2 separate regions of the Homo sapiens genome follow, and region 1 is linked to region 2. The links are chromatin loops, found by intact Hi-C in ENCODE. Cell type or tissue: lower leg skin. All regions are shown on one strand. Each heading gives the region's core, and the rest is flanking DNA. Links, peaks and the distances in the headings are about the cores only.

The links. Hi-C counts contacts between places; a loop is a spot of excess contacts. Peaks named below come from ENCODE experiments on the same cell type or tissue, not always from the same donor. Only the 100,000 strongest peaks of a DNase experiment are listed, where the experiment ranks them.
Region 1: a loop joins it to region 2, with 8 times the contacts of the local background. A loop is called at or near these places in 1 of 110 quality-filtered maps.

Annotation. Positions count from the first base shown.
Region 1 is chr19:15,270,995-15,275,321 of GRCh38, reverse strand. It overlaps BRD4 (bromodomain containing 4), which reads left to right. Exons shown (of 20, transcript NM_001379291.1): 2 at 2,189-2,507. The coding sequence starts at 2,223. Among named protein-coding and RNA genes, the nearest start is that of EPHX3, 41 kb to the right of the region's middle. RefSeq lists an enhancer at 347-846. In lower leg skin, for the core only: no CTCF peak of the experiment used is centred there; no DNase peak of the experiment used is centred there.
Region 2 is chr19:16,014,393-16,018,772 of GRCh38, reverse strand. It overlaps LINC00661 (long intergenic non-protein coding RNA 661), which reads right to left and starts at 3,139. Exons shown (of 9, transcript NR_026828.1): 1 at 2,984-3,139; 2 at 161-232. LOC105372291 (a long non-coding RNA gene) reads left to right here and starts at 3,717. Exons shown (of 2, transcript XR_936355.1): 1 at 3,717-3,802. In lower leg skin, for the core only: no CTCF peak of the experiment used is centred there; DNase peaks (open chromatin) are centred at 302, 1,827, 2,325 and 3,215.

The sequences.
Region 1 (4,327 bases), core at 328-4,327, 740 kb after region 2:
TGAGGATTTAACTGTTACTGTGCATCACTTGTGAGCTGGCTGGCTAGGGAGGGGTGTTTTGGCTTTTGCAATGGCTTAAAACACCAAATGAGGCAAGGTTCAAGAGTCAGGTTTTCTGTAGAAAACTGTTTTTTTCCTCTTGTGAACAGAAAATTCAGCTTCTGTCCGGGCATGGTGGCTCACGCCTGTAACCCCAGCAATTTGGGAGGCCGAGGCAGGTGGATCACCTGAGGTCAGGAGTTTGAGACCAGCCTGGCCAACATGGTGAAACCCCATCTCCACTAAAAATACAAATATTAGCCAGCCATGGTGGCACACGCCTGTAATCCTAGCTACTGGGGAGGCTGAGGTGGGAGAATCACTTGACCCTGGAAGGCAGAGGTTGCAGTGAGCCAAGATTGCACCACTGCACTGCCTGGGCGACAGACCCTGTCTCCAAAAAAAAAAAAAAAGGAAAATTCAGCTTCCTCGGCTCAAGGGCCTATCTAGGCCTGGTGAGAAGGTGAAGAAGAGTGGTCACTGGCCTAGAGCACACATGAGTTTTTGTCCCTTGGCTTTGCTGCAAGTCTTTTTGGAAAGAGACAAGCATGGCCCAGCCCAGAAGTTCTAGAAGTCCTTGGCCTCATCTTGCCTCAAGGGCATTGCTTAGAGATTTCCAGAATGTCATTACTTAATGGAAAATTTATAGGGTCTGCTTCCTTTTGGGACAGCTTGGCTCTGCACCCTGGCCGCCTGTGTCCTTGTGGCTGGGCTGCTCCTGCCCCTGCCTGCCATCACTTACCTGGCGTGTGCTTGGTGCGCAGCATCAGCTATATGTTTCTGGAGCTGCTTTCTAGGAGAAATCTAATCATAGAAACCAAACTGAATGGCATTCCTTGGCCTCACTCTTTGTACCCTCCATCTTGGGATCCAGGCTTCCACAGTGCCTTTAGGCCTCCCCTCCCCTTGACCCCATCACACTTGTCCCCATTGGTCACTTTGGACTTGCTGGTCCTGCTGCATGGAAGCCCTCTCCAGCCTACTCCACATGTGAGTGGGGTTTAAACCCCACTGACTTGTTTCCTTGTCTGTGATGCTGTCCTTCTACCAATACTTGTGTCCAGTCACTTGGTGTGTCCTGTAATCTATCTGTGTCTGGACCAAGACTGGTACACTGGACCCAAGGTTCCCAGCAAGCTGATATGTGGCTTGTGTCATTTGTCCCTGTGTCTTCTCCTATCTCACTGGCCTCCTATCTCCACAGCCTAGTCCATGGAGTTGCTTTATGTAGCAAATTCTCCGTTTGGAGCTTTTAAAATAGGATTATTTGCCAGAACTGCATTTACAAAAAAAGTTTGTGTAATCCTGGTTTAAATAAATTACACAAAGTAATTCACTGGCAGCTAGGGTGCCTAGTGTGTGCTAGGCATAAAGCTGCTTCTGAACCCACTAAAAGTTCATCCCAGAATGATATCTCCACTGAGTTCTTAGGTTTATTACTAGAGATGAAAAAAAAAAAAAAAAAAGAAAATGGTAGGTCTAGTATGGATTCATTTTTATTTTATCGGCAGTAAACATGCAGATTCTTTCCTCAGCAGACCTGCATTATTTAAGTTACCAAGAAAATATTCTTAGTAGGTTTGTGGCTTTGCCCTGAGCACTTGGCAGTGGACTGGGTGGGCCATCCATGGGTGGGCAGACCCAGCCTTCCTGCTTCTCCTTGCCTGGCCCACCAAATGAAATGATTGACTTTGCTCGATGCTTTGTGTGTGATAAATGCAAGGAGTTTTAATGTAAATGTCATATGTGGGAGCCTGCACATCATCCCCTTCCACACACAGGCAGCATCTCCTAAAAACTCACAGGTGGGAAAAGGGATGTGCAGGTTTGTGAGACGTGGCTTCATTGTACATCCTTCCCCATGACCTTCATAGTTCCCAGAGCCTTTGCTGGCTCCTAGTGGGCTCTCACCACCTCACTCTGCCTCCTCTGTTGGTTTGTGGTCTCCTCCCTGCTGGAGGGTAAGTCTTTGGGGAGAGGAGACATTGGAACCCTTTCAGTCAAAGCATGGGGTGGTCCCTCTGGCCAACTTGGCTAGCTACCGCCAGGGAACTCAGTCCTTGGAGACCACAGCCAGAGGGACTTGTCATTCTGAGCGGTGCCCATCTGCTGACTGATATCTCACGGGGGCTCTTCTCTTCCTTTGTAGAGTGCCTGGTGAAGAATGTGATGGGATCACTAGCATGTCTGCGGAGAGCGGCCCTGGGACGAGATTGAGAAATCTGCCAGTAATGGGGGATGGACTAGAAACTTCCCAAATGTCTACAACACAGGCCCAGGCCCAACCCCAGCCAGCCAACGCAGCCAGCACCAACCCCCCGCCCCCAGAGACCTCCAACCCTAACAAGCCCAAGAGGCAGACCAACCAACTGCAATACCTGCTCAGAGTGGTGCTCAAGACACTATGGAAACACCAGTTTGCATGGCCTTTCCAGCAGCCTGTGGATGCCGTCAAGCTGAACCTCCCTGTGAGTAGTGTGGGCAGGGCCCAGGGTGGCCGTCCTGGAGGTCGTCTCCTGCATGTCTCCTGGTCAGGGCAGTTCCTGGGGGGAGGGTAGGAGATGCATTTGGAATCATGGTGAGAGCTGCAGGGCCCTTGAGTGAGTGGTTTCAGCAGTTCTGATCAGTTGAAATCAGGGAGAAAGAATGAGCTAATTGGCTTAACAATAACTGGTTTCTTAGATATTGGAATCCTGGGGAAAATTGTGTAGAGGTTGAAGCAGTGGGAGAAAGGAAGGCCCACAGATCTACTTCCAGTTCCATGGTGAGTTGAAGTCAGAGCACTTGGCCATCCTAGCCCCTTCATTTCTCAGGTGTGGACATAGTTGATCAAGGATAAGTAGACGTAGTTGATCAAACTATGCTAGAGGGGAATTGGCTTGCTGCAGTAGTGGTCACCTAGCATCATCGTCACTGTCACCCGGAGCACACGGTGGGGAAAGATAGTGGGATTACCTCGCAGGGAGTGCAAGTACATGGAGGCGTCCCCAGTTGGAGAAAGGTGGCTGTGGCTGCAGCTGCACAGGTGGTGTTGCCCTCCCTCCCTCTGGCTACAGCACACTTGCTCTTGTGCTTTTGTGAGCCCGCCCCTCTTCTCTTTCCCTGGAGAGTTTTCCATATGCCCATGTCCCTAGCAAACTGTTCTGCAAGCAAACCTGTATCTCCAGCTGAACCTCAGGGAGCAGATGGAATAAATGCTTCAGTTTTTTTTTCTTTAAAGCACCAAAGACTAATTGTCTTTAAATTGTCCTTTGCTGTTTGCCAAGTCCTGTACACCCCCTGGCAAGTGCATTAGGTGGTTGCAGCCACTGACCCAGACTGGTGTGTGCACACCAGAGCCACTGGTGTGTGCACACCAGAGCCACTGGTGTGTAGGAGCGGCCTTAGCCTCTGCCAGGCATCCTTACTCCCAAGTTTAAAGTCATTGTGTCTGTAAGAACTGTCTGGTGCTATTGCTTCACTGAATACGTGTCAAGCACTCGGGGGAAGATAATCAGAACAGGGCAGTACGTGTCTGGGTCTTGAAATGGCTCAGGAAAGGTATGGAGGCAGAAGAGGCGCCACGCTCTCCATTGACCAAGATGAGGAGTGGAGGCAGTCAGCTGTGTTGGCCTGCGGGAGGGAGACTGTTGGGGGAGCTCACTGCACCAATCTCTAGCTGGGCTGGACAGGGTCCATAGTTGAGAGTGAAATTCTCAGAGCAGATGCACAGAACCAGGAGAGAAGGAACTGGGGACTGGAGTGGAACCCAGAGCGTTGTGAGGCCCTTAGGGGTTGGAGGGAAGGCAGAAGGCCTACAGAAGAGAGCATTTCCCCAGATTCCAACATCAGAAGCTACAGGGAGGTCAAAGAGATGAGGATTCCGACCTGATCATCCTGTTGACCTTTAGGAGGGCATTGGTGACCTTAGGAAGACGTGACACAGAAGTAGAAACCAGATTGCGACGGTGTGAATGAGAAGGTGAGGATGTGAAGCCACCATTTCAAGAAGCTTGGCTTTGAAGGGAAACGCATCAGTGCCAGAATAGCAGAGGGGTCAGCTTGTTACAAGAAAACGCAGTGGGAACTGAAGCAGGGAGGGCTGAGAAGGTGAAGACAGGAGAAGGAAGGGCTGGGGGACTTGAGATTGCCGAGAAGCAGCAGCATCCCAGTTGAGGTTGAGGGAACAGTGCTGGCCAGCGGGACAGACAAGTATGGGTGATTGGTTAGGCCATGGGGTTTGGGAGTTCAAGGTCAGTCTCTGAAGTGCAGGCTGGAGAGTGGCCAGGACGTTCTTGGTCCAGGCAGA
Region 2 (4,380 bases), core at 118-4,117:
GGGTCCAGAGTGAGGGGGCTGAGGTGAAGGGCTGTGGGGGCACAAAGGCATGGGCAACCAGCTCCCACCCTGCTTCCTAAGGGAGCCCAGGATCCTCCCACCAGGGCACAGTGGGAGAGGCGAGGCCCCACCTCTCTCGAGGGAGCAGCCCGACCTGTACCTGCTCACACTGGGCAATGATGCCCCCTGCTCCTGTGCAAGTAGGGTAGCCACGTCTTCCTCCACGTCCATCCTGTGAGACAACATCGCCCAAAGGCAACGCTGCACCTGAGCGCTTCAGAGAACATCTGAACCGCTCCCGGGGGCTCTGAGACACCGCCGGCCGGGTGAGCCCCATGCCACCACAGCCCTGGGTGAAGACCCAGTGGCCCCATGCCTGCTGGGGTCTCTGGAGTCTCTGCACCTGACAGGGGGACCTGGACACAGAGGCCTGTTGTCCCCAGACGCCCAGAGACAGGCACACACAGGATGAACTGCGTCCACCTGCCAAGGGTGAGGGGCTCCTGATGCGCTATCCTGGGCACCTGGAGGCAGACTGGGGTCAGGGACCAGAGAGCTCCATATGCTCAGCCTCCCAGATCGCTCAGGGACCACCAAGAGGCCCACTTTCCTACAGGGAACAAGACACCTTGTGACTCCTCCATTTCACCCCCATCTCCACTCCTTCTGGCCAGAGAAGCCGCGTCAAGAATAATACCAGCCAAATGGGAGGGTGCTTGGTTTGGGCCAAAGCAGCCTCTGTGCTCACGGAGATGTCTCAGGTGGCGGGATGGTGGATCCCACAGTTCTGAGCTGTCAATACAGGAAGGGGCCTCGTGTTTCCGGATCACCAAGAAAGAATGAGAGAACTCTGGGGACTTGGTTCTGGAGAACCCCAGAGGGACCCCTCCCATGAACAGTCAGGGCAAAGAAAGGGCGAGGCCTCTAGGGGACCAGGCAGAGAAAGGGCCACGTGGGGAAAAGCCCCAGACCTGGCGAAAAGGAGGAATGATCATTACCTTCTGGCCAGCCCTCTGGACCTCCGTCATTTTCCACAACTGCCCAAGGATAGAGGGCTCCCCACCCCACTCCCAGACGAGGGACCCAGTATGTCCAGTGGGTTCCACAGCAACCCCCACTGACTGCACCCGAAGTCTGGGTTGATGAGATCTCCCCCTGTGGGGACCCATCTTAGAGCACAGACTTGGACGGAGGACCACCCTCCACCCCACCCACAGGGGCTCCATCCTGGGGGCTCTTCTAGGGCGAGGCTCAGCTCCACTGGGGTCAGAAACCCCAGGCAGATGTGCAATCCAGAACACGGAGGTCACAGAGGTCAAGGCTTGAGTTCAGCATGGCACAGGCCAGGGCTGAGAGCATGGCCCAGGGCCACGTCTGGGTCTCTGGGCCAGTTACTGCCCCTCTGACCTCAGGCGTCTCACCTATTCAGTGGGTACATTTGAGGAAAGCACCCCTCCACCCCGCCATGGAGTCGCCGTGAGGATGAAGGAGACGACTGTTTGCATGGTCAGCATAGAACGGGCACCCGGTGAGTGCTCATGGATGACCCTCCTCGGGTAGCTGCCACCCACCTGGTTGTGACTGTCCCCAAGTCAGCAGGGGGGAAGAGAGCAGGTCACGCTTTCCTGAGTCTGATCAGGCAGCGGTGCTGAGATGTGCTTCTCACCCAGAAAAGGGTCCTTTCTGCACAACCACTTACAGCACCTCTGTGTCTCCAACTGCTCCATGACACGGAGGTAGGCTGGCGGCACTTGGCACAGTGACAGCATGGGTTCACAGCCTCTGTCATGACGGGGCCCTACCTGGCTCAGCAGGGCCCAGGGTCAGCGTCCTCTGCCCGCTTAATGGTCAACATGTATGCGTGCAATTTGTCTGTGTATGTGAGGATGCATGTGTGTGGGTGAACACGTCTCTCCTCCAGCTGGGCCTGGCTGCTCCACTCAGGTGTGCACCTGGATCCCTGTCACTGTCACCCCCGGGCCTGTGGCCAGCATCAGAGCACCCATAGGTGCTCCTCAGCCTCTGCTCTTTCCATGCTGGGTGGTCCTGGGGATGCAGATGGGGCAGGGACATAGGGCAAAGGGCAGAGGGCAGAGGGCAGAGGGCAGAAGCCAGGCTTCCCCCTTGGGGTGACTCGCGTAGTGTGTAAAGTGCCAGGTCTGTGTGGCAGGGCTGGATTCAATGCAATGCACCCTCTCACCTCCTCCTCCCAGAAGCCCACTGGGGTGCTGTGACTCACCCCCCACCCCATGGATGGAGGCAATCACGGAGGCTTCGAGGACTAACCCGTGGCCTGAGATCACCCAGGATCCCACTGGCCAGGCTTCCAATGGTTAAGCTCCCACTGAACAGGTCCTAGCTGACCACCCCCACAATGACCAGGTCCCACTGACCAGATGTGGACTGACCAGGTCCTGCTGACTGGGCCCCACAGACCAGGCCCTGGCTCATCAGACACCACTGACAAAGGCCACAATAACAAGGCTGCAACTGACAAGGCCCTCACGGCCCTCACTGACTAGGTCCCAACTGATGGACCCCACCAAATAGATCTCACTAATCAGACCCCCGCTGACCAGGCCCTAACAACTGCTGGACCCCTGCTGGCCAGGCCCCAAATGCTGAACCCCACTCACCAGGCCCCAAAAGCTGAACCCCACTGACTGGGCCCCAAATGCTGGATCCCTGCTGACAGGCCCCAACTATGGGATCCCCACCAACCAGGCGCCAACTGTCAGACCCCTGCCAACCAGGCCCCGGACGCTGGACTCCACTGACCATGTCCCAGCTACTGGACCCCCACTGACCAGGCCCCAACAACTGCTGGACTGCACTGATCAAGCCCAAACTGCCAGACCCCACTGACTGGGCCCCAACTCCTAGACCCCTCCTGACTGAGCCCCAACTGCCAGACCCTTGCCAACCAGGCCTCTTCTTATGAGACCCCTGCTGACCAGACCCCAACTGCTGGGCCCCTGCTTACCAGGCCCCCACATCCACACCTCACTGACTAGGCCTCACTGCTCTGATCCCCGCCGATCAGGCCCCAAATGCCGGGCCCAGATGACCAGGCCTCAACTGCTAGACGGCCCACCAACCAGGCCTCAGCTCCTGGACCCCTGTTGACCAGGCCCCAACTGCCAGACCCCAATGACCAGGCCCCAACTGCCAGAGCCCTGCTGACCAGGTTCCAACTGCTGGATCCCCTTTGACCAGGCCCCAACTGTTGGACCCCCGACAACCAGGTCCCAACTGCCTGATTCCGCCAACCAGGCCCCAACTGGTAGACCCCTGCTGACCAGGTCCCAACTGCGAGACCCATGCAGATGAAGGCCCAGCGTCCAGACCTCACTGCCTAGACCGCACTGATCTGATCCTCACTGACCAGGCCCCAACCGCCAGACCCCACCTACCAGGTCCCAGCTGCTGCATCCCTGCCAAATAACCCCCAGCTGCCGTATCCCCTCTGACCAGGCCCCAACTGCTGGACCCCCTCCAAACAGGCCCCAACTATAAGACCCCGCTGACCAGGCCCCAACTGCCAGACCCCCATGGACGAGGCTGCAACTGCCAGATCTCTGCTCACCAGGCCCCAACTGTGGGACCCCCGCTGGCCAGACCCCAACCATGAGACCCTCGCCAAACACGCCCCAACTACTGGACTCTTGCTGGCCAGGCCCCAACCCCCAGGGCCTAGTCAGTCAGTGAGACCTGACTAGGTCTCACTGATCAGATCCCCGCTGACCTTGCCCCAGCTGCAGACCCCTATTGACTGTGGGCGGAGGATTACCCAGGTGCCGAGGTGAGAGACTGAAGACACAAACTGTTTCAGTATAATAAAGAAAATAGTTAGAATAAGAATAGTCATAATACAAATTAGATATAGAGATGATCATGGACAATTATCAATCATTATTATAAACATTATTAATCATTAGCTTTTAATATTACTCTTTGTTGCGTTACTAACATAACCTAGGAATAACTGGCGGGTAGAGGGTCAGGTGCTGAAGGGACATTGTTAGAAGTGACCTAGAAGGCAAGAGGTGAGCCCTCTGTCAACGCGTGCATAAGGGCAGCTTGAGGGCTCCTTGGTCAAGCGGTAACGCCAGTGTCTGGGAAGGCGCCCGTTACTTAGCAGACTGCGAAAGGGAGTCTCCTTTCCTTGGAGGAGTCAGGGAACACTGCTCCACCAGCTTCTTGTGGAAGGCTGGATATTATCTAGGCCTGCCGCAGTCATCCGGAGGCCTAAACCCCTCCTTGTGGTGCTGTGCTCCAATGGTCACTTTCATGTTCCTCCCGTACTCCTGGTTCCTCTTTGAAATTTGTAGTAGATAGCGGTAGAAGGAATAGTGAAAGTCTTACAGTCTTTGATCTTTC